2 separate regions of the Homo sapiens genome follow, and region 2 is linked to region 1. A link is an interaction called in ENCODE POLR2A ChIA-PET data of the cell type or tissue named here. Cell type or tissue: HepG2. All regions are shown on one strand.

Evidence for each region. Peaks named below come from ENCODE experiments on the same cell type or tissue, not always from the same donor. Only the 100,000 strongest peaks of a DNase experiment are listed, where the experiment ranks them.
Region 2: POLR2A ChIA-PET joins it to region 1 with 7 read pairs; 2 of 35 experiments call an interaction of 5 or more read pairs at or near these places.

The regions. Positions count from the first base shown.
Region 1 is chr4:106,261,796-106,266,795 of GRCh38, forward strand. TBCK (TBC1 domain containing kinase) reads right to left here. Exons shown (of 26, transcript NM_001163435.3): 4 at 303-417. Among named protein-coding and RNA genes, the nearest start is that of TBCK, 52 kb to the right of the region's middle. In HepG2, a CTCF peak has its summit at 4,585; DNase peaks (open chromatin) are centred at 2,716 and 4,576; H3K4me3 peaks cover 596 bases.
Region 2 is chr4:106,202,263-106,207,262 of GRCh38, forward strand. All of the region lies in intron 20 of TBCK (TBC1 domain containing kinase), which reads right to left. Among named protein-coding and RNA genes, the nearest start is that of TBCK, 110 kb to the right of the region's middle. In HepG2, no CTCF peak of the experiment used is centred here; no DNase peak of the experiment used is centred here.

The sequences.
Region 1 (5,000 bases):
GGAGTATACTGGGACGCCACAAGGCTTTAGAAATAAGAGTAAAATAAAAAAACCATAAAGTTAGAAAATGGGTCTTGTGGGAAAAATAATCCATGTGAAAGATATACAGATTAAATAATTTAAGGATTATTTAATCCTTAAATTCAAAAACCACAGTTACATCACTTTCATATAGACTTTTCATTATGAATATTCTTAAAACATATTCTGATTCTATTGTTCCTCTGACTGAGTAGCCCTGATCCCAGTTGCTTCCAATTTCAAATGATATATAAATATTTATTACATGATTTAACAATTACCTTTCGGTCCAACAGGATATTATGAGGAGACAATGCCCTGTGTACTATACCATGTTTGTTCATATACTGCAAGCCCTGAAGAACCTCAAATGCTATACACAAAACCGTTGAACAGCTACAAAGAAAACAAAAAGTCAAAGATCAATTACAAAGCAAATAAATAACTTGTTTTAACAAGTGAAATGTGACCTAGTGAAAATATTCAAAAAGTTATATTTTTATTGCTCCTCTTTTATTCTGAGAAAATAGAATCTATATATTTTCTAAAATATCTACCTCTACATATTTTAGGTTTTCTGATTATAACAGAATTAATCTGACAAAGATCCTACAGTTTCCTAAAGGCTACTGTAATAGCAGTATTTGGTTCTTCCACGAAAGGGCTTTAATTTTGGTGGTGAGTGCAACTAACCTATAGCAGGTTTGGCTTCGCCAAATTATCAGGTTAAGTTTCAAGTATATGGCAGAACTAAGTCACTAAAAACTATTTTGCTCAATACAAAATACCTAAGCCCCCGAAAAAAGTAGTAACAATATATTTTATGGTATACAAACACTAGCTTATTTTCCATATTCAACCTATAAAGCAATCTCTGGTCATTTATGATTTAGCAAACTTTTCTCTTTAATTCTTATCCTATCCTCTACAAGCCATCCTTCACACAGATATCCTCCAGTTTCCTTCTCCTTTTCCCTCCTTGTCTCTCTCACCAACCATCTCCCTAATTTTTTTTCCAATTTGCAAGTCTACTCATGCAAATTATCAGGAAACAGGTACTGTATTTGGGTAAATACTGCTACTTAGCAGTAGTAAGTAGGATTTGGAACATGTTTTAATTTTTATTATTACACTTTATAAAGTATGGATTGTTCATTTGCAGACATTGGTGCCTGCATTAAAATATTTTCTTGTCAACATTCCTTTTCTTTTTGAAAAGTTCAAATCTCAGAGCATAAGACAAATGTAATACTCACATACAATTAACCTAGCTTTATTAATTATCCTCTAATGTTTTAATCAAAAATTGTTCACATAGGAAATTTCCCCATACCTACAATATTAACATTTTCCTTTCTATCCATTTTTTTTAAATTTTTCTAAAATTAAATTAGTGTTTGCAGATAGCCACTAAACATAATTTTTAAAACCAATAGTAGAGATAATATGGAATAATAAAAAATATTCAATCCACAAACAGGCAGAATAAAAGGAAAAAAGAACAGAACAAATAGAAAATGACTAATAGATTAAGTACAAATGGTCTCAATTCACCAATTAAAACATAAGGATTGTCAGATTTGATAAGAATTTAAACTCAGCTATACTCAGTCTATGAGAAACGCACTAAATAAAAGACATAGGTTAAAAGTTAAAAAATGGACTAACAGATTGCCATGGGCTTGGGTGGGGGGTAGGTGGACTACAAAAGAGTATGAGAAAGTTTTGTGGCATGAGGGAACTGTTCTATCCTTGATTTTGATGATGGTTACATAATTTTGTTTATCAAACTCATTAAACTTTACATAAAACAGGGTAAATGTTAAGGTATGTAAATTATACCTTAATAATCCTGACTTTAAAAAATACTAGATTGAATAAAATTTTTACAAAAATAATTGTTGCAACCTGATTCTCTCTCCGAAATTAAAACCAAAAGAAATAACCAGAGATAAAAGCTAAAATTTGCCTCTATGATCCTAGTTTGACTTTCCAGAGGGAATCAGCAGGTTTTGTTTTCAATTCTTCTGGTGGTTAGATTTTTACTTACTTACTAACTCTTCACTATGCAAGAGGATATAATTGACGTATTTTCACAACTTTCCTATTTTTCTTCCTCAAGTCCTTTTTATTACATTGTTTTACATTAACAAATTTTATTTTACATTATCAAATAATCATCAGCAGGTAGTTTTCAATTCTGGTGGTAGACTTTTACTTAATATAACTAACTCTTCATTCTGCAAGAGGATACAGTTGTCATATTTTCACAACTTCCCCAATTTTCTTCCCAAACTTCTTATCTGTATTCATTATATTGTTTTTACATTATCAAACAGTAAGTGGGATAAAGGAAACCTACACTCCTTTCTGGAAGGTGAAACAAATAAGTAAATAGATAATGTGACATGTAGTGATTAAATGAAGAAAAAAAAATGAAGTAGGGAAGACAGATAATGTGGTCAGGGAAGTCCTCACTGAGGTGACACTTATGTAGAAATCTAAAAGAAGTAAAAAAGACAGGTAGGTCTCTGGAAAATGTATGATTCGGGCAGAGGCCACAGCAAGCAAGTCCTGAACTGGTATAAAGTCAGCAGCTCACAAAAGTGTATTCAGTGCGTGCAGTAGAATGAGCAAAGATTAAAGTGACAGGAGATAAGCTCAGAGAGATAGCTATGAGTCAGAAGACGTAAGGCCCTTTAGGCCACTTTAAGACCTTTGGGCTTTTACTCTGAGAAAGATGGGAAGTGATTGGCACATTGCCATATGATAATAATGATTAACACATATTTACTGTAGAACTAAGCACAGAAAGAAATAGAAACCTAGGCCACTTAAACCCTAGCTGTCAAGAGAAAATGTCTCAGTCATCAAGATTTAACGGATACCATAATTTTATAACTCTATTTATGAAGATTATCATCAGCTACTATAATTTTTATATCTCATACTATTTTTAAATTTCTTTTTTGTTTAGCTATAAGACATCTTGAGAAATTGTTTCATACAGAGAGCATGAGTAGAATATTTTCATGCACGGCGCATCTGAAAATATCTTATTCTTGCCTTTAAACTTGGAAAGAATTACTCCATTGTCTTATAGCATTCTTTATTAATGGCGAGAAGGCTAGTATCAGTCTGTTTCCAACTTTGTTGCAGACATCCTGTCACTCTTCCCTGGGAAGTTTTGAGGATTATTTTTACTTTATCCCTAGAGTTATAATATTTCAGCCCAATATGTCTAATGTGGGCATATTTGTGCCAGTCATCATTAAGCATGTACTTTCAATCTGAAGACTCACATGTTCCATTAACACAGAAATATTCACAAGGAAAATTTGATTTGCTACATCTTTCACTGTTTTCTCTCTCTTTTTCTCTAAGTTGGAACTCTTAGTAGACAGATGATAACTGGAACTATTTTTTTAATTTAATTTTTTTGAGGATATAGCAGGTATATATATCTATGAGGTACATGAGTTTTGATACAGGCACAAAATGAGTAATAATCACACCATGTAAAATGGGGTGTCCCCCCGAAGTATTTATCCTTTGTGTTATAAAGAATTCAATTGTACTTTCAGTTATTTTAAGATGTACAATTATTATTGACTACAGTCATCCCGTTGTATTAACTTTCTGTTTTAAGAGCATAATCTTTAGTCCTATCTATTATATAACTTAATTCCAGGAGAGAGAGAGATCCAGAGATCCAAAGAGAGAGAGAGAGAGCAAGAGGGAAAGAGACAGAGAGAGAGTGAGAGAAATCCAAACCATTAATTTCCAGCATTTCTATTATGTCCTCTAGTTGTTCCTTGTCGATAGATACTGTTCTTTGGTTATGGATACATCATTCCTTTGAGTATCTCTGAGAATAGTTAGAAGTCTTTTAATTCTGGGAAAAGAGTATTATCTTCATTTCCTCTATGGTGAGTACTCCCTCTCCACCCCATCTCCAGGCTCTGTTTTTCTCGAACTATTTTTTTACCTCAAATATTACCTCTGGTAATCCGATCCCTGGTTGTCATATTTTGAAGTAAAGGAATAAGCTGATATTCCCCATAATGTGTGTAAAAAAGAAGCAATGAGGGTTACTATTTATAAAGAATGCTATTTAAATTGACTGTAAAATATTCCTTTTTATCAAATAATTTCTCCCATATTAAAGTGCCATATCACTGAGTCTTAAACAAATAGGGAATGTGTGAAACAAGCATAATTTGGGATAAACAGAGTTTTCATAAACATCTTCAAAAAATAAACTAACTGTATAAATGGCAATATTCCAAACTTAAAAAAAATTATTTGTAACTTATCAATAGTTATAGAGGCAAAGATTTTATGTAAAAGCACAATTACATTGATAAATATGTGCACATGAAAGAAAACAAAGTCTTCCCCTTAAAAAAAAAGAGAAACATTCCCTGAGATTAGCAAAATGTAAACCTAGTTTTATGAACTCATTTGGCTCTACAAGTCAATTTTAGAGTAGCTTCTCTTGTTCTTGTCTGTTTCTCACACAACTCACAAAAAACTGATGCCATATTCAGCTATGACACTAGAGGACCTCAGCTGCATACTACTTCAATATAGATGTCTTTCTCATGAAATTAAAGCCAAACCTTTAAAGTGATTTTCCCATTGAACAAGTTCTGAAACTACTGAACACATAGACTGCATTTTCTACTCTCTATACTGTGCTTTTGCTAATTGTGAGCTATTAGACATTAGACTTGCATGTCAAAAAGCACATTCATGTTAAAAATGAGCTGATGAACATGCATACCAAAATAATTTTTAAAAATTCAAACATAAATGACATACCGTTTCTTAGCTATTACTTGAGAGTACATGTCAATTACAATCTGATTTGCTTTTCTGTCCTTTCATATTCTCAGAATTTGATTTTTTAATTTGTTTTAAAATGTAAGGTATAAAGAGGAACAAAAAATGCTATTTTATACCATGAGAAGAACAAA
Region 2 (5,000 bases), 60 kb before region 1:
TCAGTAACAATTATTTCATCAATACCAATTAATTATTCTCAACTATGCTTAAAAATACTAATAAGAAAACAGAAGAATGATGGAATCATCTACAAGGATAGCACAGTACTAAAATAAATCATCACTATTATGCCATCCTTCATTTTTCTTTTTGTGCTAGCCATAGTATTGCACCATCTTTCAAGAAGATATGAAAGATGTACAGAGACACCATCATTATAGATTTTTTGTTGTTTTTTTACGTTTTCATTGAACACAGCTAAAGATTGAGAATTTTCCATTTTCCACCTTTATTATTAAAAAGAAAAGAGAAAACTGTTTCATAACAGGGGAAAATGTTTTACAATTACTGGACTAATCAGAAGATGAATGCAAAAAGATAGCAACAGTTTAACTCAAGTCAAATGGTAAAATTAGTCACACAAGTGATATTGCAAATTGTGAGTGCTCAGATGACAGTCTCTTAGGTGAATTTCCTCAAACACAGCTATCAGAGTAAACAATAAATAAGTCTGGAATTCTCATTCAGTCAGTCATTCAATGTGAAGGGCCTCACCACACAATATTTTGCAATAAGAAACCTGGACCATTTTACTTTGCTAAAAGGATATATGAGAGTAATATTTGATTTTTTATGATATTTGTGCACCAAAATTTTTGATACAGTTTAAGCAAATAAATGCTATAAGTGTATGTGTTTGCAATGTAATTATAAATAGATGATATAGAAATAAAAATTAAATTTATTCTAATTTGTGTTCATAAATCTAAAAATGAAAATGTTTTCAAATTATGGAATAAAAGACAGCTGTTCTTCAACCAAGTTATGAGCTCTGTCAGTGTTTCATTTTGATGACTGTGTTATAACCATGCAAGTGCAAGAAGAACCAGAAATCAGCTAGAACCTATGAGAGACATATTTGAAATACGGAATCAGTATTTATATGATGGATATCCTTCAGGCTCATGTATGACAGCTGAGCAGTAAGTTCAAAGGACATATACACATATATATTTTCACATATATATATATATATATATACTTTCAAAATAAGGAATATATGACATAAAATTTTGGGTTTGTTGTGTTTAAATTCTTAATATTTTAATACAGTTTTTTACTATGCTTTATTCTACTTCTGCAAATTATTCACAAAATGACTTAAACATATAAAAATAATGTAAAAGATCCCTTGGACCCAAAAAGTAAATGGTTAATTTTTTTCCTCTATATACCAAAGATTATATTAGTTATATCTTTTACAGGTCATGATTTCTCTAAATAAAAAAAGAAACAAATAAAAAATAACTAACTGTATAAACATACCTTTTATTATTTATTCTCAGTTGGCTTACAATATTGAACAAAAGAACTATACACTGAAAACTTACAAGAAAATCACTCAGATAATTTAATGGTTCTGAGATCTACATTATCATTTTTGGGAAAGATGAGCTATTATTCCAGAATATATTTCAATTATTTCATTGATTACTACAAAAAACTTTTCAAAATTTTCAAACATAATTCATTCTAATTTACTTTAAGTAAAAGAAAGACTATAAAACATGTTATGTAGCACTTTGTTGAGATAGAGAAGTACCTTAAAATCAAGCAATTAAAAAGATTAAAATTCAAAGTGGCAGAAAATCTCATCAATTCAGACAACCTTGAAAGTCTTTATTGTTATTAGTACCATACCTCCTCTGACAGAGTATTCATTAACTGATGTAGCAAAATAATATATCCATTATAGCTTGTAATATAATGTTCTTCTAAATATGAATCATGCTAATAAAAGAAATAATGCAACATGATCAAACTCTAGTAATATTAAATAAAGAACAATACCCCTTAACAATTATAGTGTGCCTGGAGCTGTGTTGAACAGTTTATATGCATTCTCTAAACTTCATTATGAGGTAGAATTTATTATAATCTACATCAATGGTAAGAGGGTTGCAGGGAAAAAACTAAAACTAAAGCTAAAAATAGATTATGTAATTAGTATATGGAATAGCCAGAATTTAGAACCCTGGACCATTTGGCACAAGTGTCTGAGTACTTAACCTCTACACCAGCTTTCTTAAATCTTGGTCACAGGCCCTGGCGGTCCTTAAGTCCCTTCGGGGTCCACCAATTCAAAGCTATTTTTGTAATAATACTAAGATGATTTGCTCTTTTTACTGGATTGATATTTATGCTAATGGTGCAAAGCCACTGGTGGATAAAACTGCTGGCATGTTAGCACAATTTAAGGCACAGGCACCGAAGTATAATAATGGTCATGTGAAGGAGTAAAAATTATTAAATTTATTAAATATCTCTTTTAAAATTTGTGAAATAAAATGGAAGTAAGTGTAAAGCACTTGTGCTATCTACTGAAGTACAAAGAGGTAAAGCACTTGGGTAATCATCTGTGAGCTAATATTGATGGTTTCTGCAAGAAATACTATGTTTATTTGAAAGAATGACAGACAAACAATGATTTTTTTTTTTTTTTTTTTTTTTTTGAGACGGAGTCTCGCTCTGTCGCCCAGGCCGGACTGCGGACTGCAGTGGCGCAATCTCGGCTCACTGCAAGCTCCGCTTCCCGGGTTCACGCCATTCTCCTGCCTCAGCCTCCCGAGTAGCTGGGACTACAGGCGCCCGCCACCGCGCCCGGCTAATTTTTTGTATTTTTAGTAGAGACGGGGTTTCACCTTGTTAGCCAGGATGGTCTCGATCTCCTGACCTCATGATCCACCCGCCTCGGCCTCCCAAAGTGCTGGGATTACACGCGTGAGCCACCGCGCCCGGCCCAAACAATGATTTTTTTAAATGTACAAAGTGAAACAGTTACTTTAAGAAAAAATGAGAGCTTTTAGGCGAAGATTAAAATTTTGGAAAGCTAATATCTGCCACTGTGAAATTGGTCGGTTCCCAATACTTAATCACTTTTTGGAGAAGACCTGTTGTGATATTAATAAATGTGATTTTAAAAATATTCTATAATGAAATGCTTCATAGTTGGAAGATCTGTGTAACTCAGCAACCAATATTTTTCAATGACAAATTCATGACACTACAAAATTATGTATGAGTAAAAGAGCCATCTAAATTGCAAGATAGAGTGATGGATTTTAGTATAACAGAGTATGAGAAGTTCACTGACATGGTTTTAGACTGTACATAGCAACTAGCTTTAAGAAACAATGAGGCCAGGCACAGTGGATCACGCTTGTAATCCCAGCACTTTGGGAGGCCAAGGCAGGTGGATCACTTGAAGTCAGGAGTTCAAGACCAGCCTGGCCAACATGGTGAAGCCCTCTCCACTAAAAATACAAAAAAAAAAAAAAAAAAAAAAAAAAAAATTAGCCAGGCATGGTGGCAAACACCTGTAATCCCAGTTACTTGGGAGGCTGAGGCAGGAGAATCGCTTGAACCCGGGAGGCAGAGGTTGCAGTGAGCCGAGATCACTGCACTTCCAGCCTGAGTGATGGAGTGAGACTCTGTCTCAAAAAAAAAACAACAAAAAAAACAAAAAAAACCACTGCTCTGAGAAGTTTAAGAAACTACCGCTATCTGAGAAACTATTAACGTGTCTGTGTGAGGTCACATTTTCTTCATATAGTTAAACAAGTAAAAAGATTATAAAAATGTAAAAGATTATAAAAAGGTAAAACAATACCACTATTGCATTTTTGGGGAAAAATGTAACTATTTCTCAGAAAAATATGTTACTTTGGTTAACATGCAATGGTTTTGTTATTGTTATTTTTAAATGAATTATAAATACATAAATATATTTTAAATCTCTATAAATATCGATAGCTATAACTCATGTAAACAAAAACTCTTTGAGGTCCTCAATAATTTTTCAGAATATAAAGGGGTTCTGAGAGCAAAATGTTTTAGAACTGCTCCATTATGCCATACTTCCTTTCACCTGTTTCTGGACAGCATAAGGAATCATTAGATTAGAAACAGATGTGGGGGTAATGCAAATGAGGATTTACTGAATTGGAAAACTTGCTAGATATTTAACTTGTGTGTATAGTTTTTTGGCTAGAAAGTACCAAAAATGTCATTTTATCATCCCTGATACTATTAATAGCCACTTTGATTTCTAAAATCTGGGCACTTTCTGAAAGGTAATCAAGCTTCACTACGAGAGAGAGACTTTAATAAGCCATTTGTATTCAAAGGCCTTAATGGATCCAATGCCAGTAGAATGGGGTTTGTACTAATGTTGGGGACATAGCAGCTACCAGACAAGAGGACACATCACAGGACTCTTCAGAGAGACTATAACAGGCTAGTAGGACTCTTATTATGAGATATTCTAAATAAGGTGGATATTCCTAGTTTTTCCTGTAATTACATCTTGATAAAATCTGAAAAGCTCATTGTCAGTATTCTCTTTAGACTAAAATCTAAAATTTATTTACGTAACAACATAATGAAGATAAAGAACAAATGAAGGAACAAATACATAAATATTTCTGAGCAGTTTAAACTCGGCTGAATATACATTTTGAAAATGATTGTGATAAGCTTTTAAGTAGTATAAGCATCCTTTCAGATTGTAGTTAAATGTCAATGGCTTTACCAGCATATCATGGAATTTGTTAGCTTTATCTTTAGCTGTGACAGTAGGTTGAAAAGGCACATATAGTACTGATACACTCCTTATCATTTCTCTTAATGGTTACCTGACAACTCTTCATAATTTGCAAGCTGAATACTATTCACAGAATTTCAGGAAAACAGTTCCCTTAAGAATGAATCATACTTTCCTGATCTCATTTTAAATGAGGCCTACTATATTTTTAAAAGCAGAAACACATATCAAGACAAAAATGATAAATATCACCCTGTCTCCAATTTTATCAAATACACATTATTCACCCTATTTATATGTAAATCACATAACTACCATGAAATGTATAATCTAGGCATCACATCAGTGTACAATATTTCTAACTATTCAAGCTTTAGCAGTGCTCAGTATTCAGAG